Regions from separate parts of the Homo sapiens genome. Here region 2 is linked to region 1. Evidence: read pairs that join two places in POLR2A ChIA-PET (ENCODE). Cell type or tissue: K562. All regions are shown on one strand.

Region 1 (2,500 bases):
TTAAATTTTAGAAATTTAAACCATATTTTTCATCCTTTTCTCAGCTCAACCAGAACGTAAGTTCTTTCCAAAGAAAATTTGTTGGTGAGGTGAAGAGGTGTGAAGAGCTAGAGCGAATATTGGGTAAGTTTATTTTCTGATTTAACAACTTAAATAATTACCTTTATATAGGCAAACCTTGTTCGGTTTAAAAATATTGGAAAATATAGACAAGCAGAAAGGAAAAAAAGAAATTGTATTCTCATTCAGAAGTAATCACAGTTATGTAGGCATGTATTATTTTTCTGTATTTTTTTATTCATCTATAAAAGTAAAAATTTACAAACATAATGGCCTGGTTATTTTGTTGTTACCCTTGTTTTTTACTTAACAGTGCTTACTATAACATCTTTTCGTGTCAGTAGACATAGATATTTACCCATCATCGTTTTTGATGGCAGCATACTATTTGATTGTATTAATATTAATGTGCTGTGGCTTATTTAACCGATCCCTTGTAGTTTATTATAACTTAAAAACATTGTACTTGTTAATAAGTTACTTAATTTAAAATTTTTTCAAGGAACAAGGGAGGCGGGAAATGGAAGATAGAGTGATTGACAATAATTTCCTTTTTCTCAGGGCTTCCTTTGCCAGTGTGTTAGATCAGTGCTGATTGTTAACCATTTCAACTAAGCAGCCCAGGGCCACTTCTTTTATCTCTAAAGTCTTTACCATCTTAGTCTGGTACTAGTCATTATCAAATCAAGCCTTGACATTCTCACTGAAGTGGAGGGAAAATGACAGACAGTCAACTGAAGGACAAAGCTTGTTTTTTTTTTTTTTTGAGATGGAGTCTTGCTTTGTCACCTAGGCTGGAGTGCAGTGGCATGATCTTGGCTCACTGCAGACTCCGCCTCCTGGGTTCCAGCGATTCTCCTGCTTCAGCCGCCCTAGTAGCTGGGACTATAGGTGCGTGCCACCACACCTGGCTAATTTTTGTACTTTTAGTAGAGATGGGGTTTTACCATGTTGGCCAGGCTGGTCTTGAACTCCTTGTTAGGGACAAACCGCCCCAAAAAAGCTTCTTGGTACTGCCAACACTTCCCCCAAAGCTCTCCGTGCTGCCTACCCCTCCCCCTGAGCCCCTTTAACATTTCTAAGCCCTTATCTAGGTGCCCCAGTGAAGCCAGCAAACTTCACTTATCAGGCCTTCCTGCGATAAGCAAAACACAATTATAAACCATCCGGACCACACAGGGGGAGGTTGTGGGAAGCCTAAACAAACTTTGCCTACGGCCTCCTGTAAGTTCCTTCATTTAGCTGCTACTGTAAAGGTCACAAGGTGATACATGGCAAAGTTAACCAACAAACGACCCCAGGGTCTCTCTCCCCCGTATAAACCCCTCATTTTGTAAGTTCAGGGCTGCCTCCTCTGTCGTGGAGCAGCCGGCAGGTTCAATAAACTTACTCACCTGACTTTGGGTCTATTCTTCCTTTCTCTCGGCTGACCTTACACTCCTGACCTCAGGTGATCCACTGGCTTCGGCCTCCCAAAGGTCTGGGATTACAGATGTGAGCCACCACACCCGGCCTATTTTTTTTAAATTGGGGATTTTTAAGTGTAACAGGAAATTTTAGTCATTTGAAATCTAGTCCTATTCATATTGCTTGAGGTCCTAGTTATTTGTGTGGTTCATGTACGTTAGTGGCACCATATTCCTGTCTTTGCAACCTGGGTGAGTCATTGGATAGATGGTGTATTCAGAATAAGGTTTTTAAAGGCAGGGCAAATGTGATAACACATTAGGTATATCCAGGACTTCCTGTAGCTTAAACTGTTTCAAAAGAATGCAGGGCTGGGCACGATGGCTCACGCCTATAATTCCAGCACTTTGGGAGGCCAAGGTGGGAGGATCACTTGAGTCCAGGAGTTTGAGAGCAGTCTGGGCAACATACTGAGACCCTGTCTCCACAAAAAATAAAATTAGCCAGGCATGGTGACATGTGCCTGTAGTCTTAGCTACTCAGGAGGCTGAGGTGGGAGAATTGCTTGAGCCCAGGAGTTTGAGGTTATTGTGGGCCAGGATGACACACCACTGTACTCCAGCCTGGGCAGCAGGGTATGACCCCATAAGAATGCAGACTTAAAACAGTGAAAAAGGACCTCTCAAGGAAATTTAGGTGTACGCCAGGCATGGTGGTGCACATACCTATAGTCTCAGTTACTCTGAAGGTAGAGGCAGGAGGCTTTCTTGAGCCCAGGAGTTCAAGGCTAGCGTGGGCAACATAGTGAGACCCCTGTCTCTTAAAAAAAAAAAGAATAAATTGAAGTATAAATTGGTTAAAACAATTTGCGTTCATTTCTAGAAACCTCTTAGACCCAGTGCTTCCTTTGCTATCTTGGTAAGACAGTTTCTTTTCTTTTTCTTTTTGTTTTTCCTCCTTACTTCTTTACCTGCCTCTCTCCCTCTGTAAACCAGTTAGTAACACTTCTAAATATTAGGCCTGATAATGACTA
Region 2 (2,500 bases), 250 kb before region 1:
TGCCTGCATTAGGGAAGCCTTGTGAGATACCATCAGGACAAAAAGCAAAGCCAGTTGCAGTGTTTGTGTAGTTGTCAACTCTGAGCATCAGAACAGGGAGAGATTGAAAACATGCACACTTGGCTGGGCACGGTGCTCACGGCTGTGATCCCAGCACTTTGGGAGGCCGAGGCGGGCAGATCACCTGAGGACAGGAGTTCGAGACCATCCTGGCCAACATGGTAAAGCCCCATCCCTACTAAAAATACAAAAATTAACTGGGCGTGGTGGCAGGTGCCTGTAATCCCAGCTACTCAGGAGGTTGAGGCAGGAGAATGGCTTGAACCCAGGAGGCGGAGGTTGCAGTGAGCCAAGACCGGACCACTGCACTCCAGCCTGGGCGACAGAGCGAGACTCTGTCTCAAAAAAAAAAAAAAAAAGAAAAGAAAAAAAGAAAACATGCACACTGAGGCTGGGCGTGATGGCTCACGGCTGTAATCTCAGCACTTTGGGAGGCCATGACAGGTGGATGGCTTGGAGCTCAGCAGTTCGAGACCAGTCTGGGCAACGTGGTGAAAACTTCTCTTTACGAAAAACACAAAAATTAGCCGGGTGTTGGTTTTGCTTGCCTGTAGTCCCACCTACTTGGGAGGCTGAGGCTGGAGAATTGCTCGAGCCCGGGAAGCAGAGGTTGCAGTGAGCTGAGATTGTGCCACTGCACTCCAACCTGGGTGACAGAGTAAGACCCTGTCTCAAAACAAAAAACAAAAAACTTGCACACTCAGACTCCAACCCTGTACATTTGGGCTTAGTGTTCTATGGGCTGTGGTGACTTTGAAAGAAAAACAATGGTACAGCCTCCATGGTAGGGACTTTGGCAGTCTCCATGAACATGACAGAAGCAAATACTCTTTGATCTAGCAATTCTGCTTCTAGTTTATTCTGTAGACTTTTGTGTGTGTGACAGTGTGCAACACTTTTTGAGAGTAAAGGATTGGAAGGAAGCTACCTGTCCATCAGTGGGGCCTAGATAAACATTAATAAATATCACCCCCATATGGTAGACCAGGGCATTGTAGGATGTTCATTAGCACCTTCCTTGGTGTCTACCCATAGATGACAGTATCCTCTCTCCCCCTCCAGTTGTGACAATCAAAAATGTCTCCAGACTGCCAAATGTCCCCTGGGGGGCTCAGTCATCCGTGGTTGAGAGCCACTGTCTTTTCTTTTTTTTTTTGAGACAGAGTCTCGCTCTGTCGCCCAGGCTGGAGTGCAGTGGTGCGATCTCCGCTCACTGCAAACTCTGCCTCCCGGGTTCAAGCGATTCTCCTGCCTCAGCCTCCTGAGTAGCTGGGACAACAGGCGCATGCCCCCATGCCCAGCTAATTTTTGTATTTTTAGTAGAGATGGGATTTCTCTATGTTGGCCAGGCTGGTCTCAAACTCCTGACCTCATGATCTGCCTGCCTCAGCCTCCCAAAGTGCTGGGATTACAGGTATGAACCACTGCTCCTGGCCATGAGAGCCGCTGTCTTATGTACTCATATGGAGTTATTGCTATACATTTTTTTTTCTTTTTTGAGGCAGGGTCTCACTCTGTCCCCCAGGCTGGAGTGCAGTGGTGTGATCACAGCTCACTGCAGCCTTGAACTGGGCTCAAGGGATCCTCCTGCCTTAGCCTCCCAAGTAGCTGAGATCATAGGTGTACACCACCACACCCACCTATTTTTTTATTTTAATTAATTTTTTGTAGAGGTGGGTTATTGCTATGTCACCTAGGTTTGTCTTAAACTCCTGGGCTCAAGTGATCCTCCCTACTTGACCTCCCAAAATATGGGGATTATAGGTGTGACCCACTGCACCTTGGCCCTCTCTAGGATATTTCAAGGGGAAAAAAGAAAAGCACAGAACAGCATGAATATATTATGCTGCCATTTAAATAAAAAAAAAAAGGAGGGCCAGGTATGGTGGTTCATGTCTATAGTCCCATCTACTCGGGAGGCTGAGGCAGGAGGATTGCTTGAGGCCAGGAGTTTGGGACCAGCCTTGGTGACATAGTAAGACCTTGTCCCTTAAGAAAAAAGGAAAGAAGGAATATATACACACATGTACATATATATATGCTTTTTGTTCTTGATTTTATTTTACATAATTGCATGTATAAACTTTCTGATGGATTGATTTTTCCTTTCTGTCCCGATTATCTAGCCTCTGATGTGCTCAAGAGCTGGATCTGCTGACTTATCAAAAAAGTGACATTTGGCCAGGCACGGTGGCTCACACCTGAATTCCCAGCACTTTGGGAGGCTGGGGTGTGAGGATCACTTGAGCCCAGGAGTTTGAGACCAGCTTAGGCAACAAAGTAAGACCTGGTCTCTACAAAAAATAATTAGCTGGGCATGGTGGTGCACATCAGTAGTACCAGCTACTTGGGAGGCTGAGGTGGGAGGATTGCTTGAGCCCAGGGGTTCATAGCTGCAATGAGCTATGATAGTGCCACTGTACTCCAGCCTAGGTGACAG

Evidence for each region. Peaks named below come from ENCODE experiments on the same cell type or tissue, not always from the same donor. Only the 100,000 strongest peaks of a DNase experiment are listed, where the experiment ranks them.
Region 2: POLR2A ChIA-PET joins it to region 1 with 6 read pairs; 2 of 35 experiments call an interaction of 5 or more read pairs at or near these places.

Annotation. Positions count from the first base shown.
Region 1 is chr12:123,718,579-123,721,078 of GRCh38, forward strand. ATP6V0A2 (ATPase H+ transporting V0 subunit a2) reads left to right here. Exons shown (of 20, transcript NM_012463.4): 2 at 45-123. The region is part of intron 1 of LOC105370042 (a long non-coding RNA gene); the gene reads right to left. Among named protein-coding and RNA genes, the nearest start is that of ATP6V0A2, 7.5 kb to the left of the region's middle. In K562, no CTCF peak of the experiment used is centred here; DNase peaks (open chromatin) are centred at 743, 1,183 and 1,723.
Region 2 is chr12:123,467,957-123,470,456 of GRCh38, forward strand. RILPL1 (Rab interacting lysosomal protein like 1) reads right to left here. Exons shown (of 7, transcript NM_178314.5): 7 at 2,098-2,500. It also overlaps a transcript of SNRNP35 not described here. Among named protein-coding and RNA genes, the nearest start is that of SNRNP35, 11 kb to the left of the region's middle. RefSeq lists a silencer at 846-1,140. In K562, a CTCF peak has its summit at 1,033; a DNase peak (open chromatin) is centred at 1,045.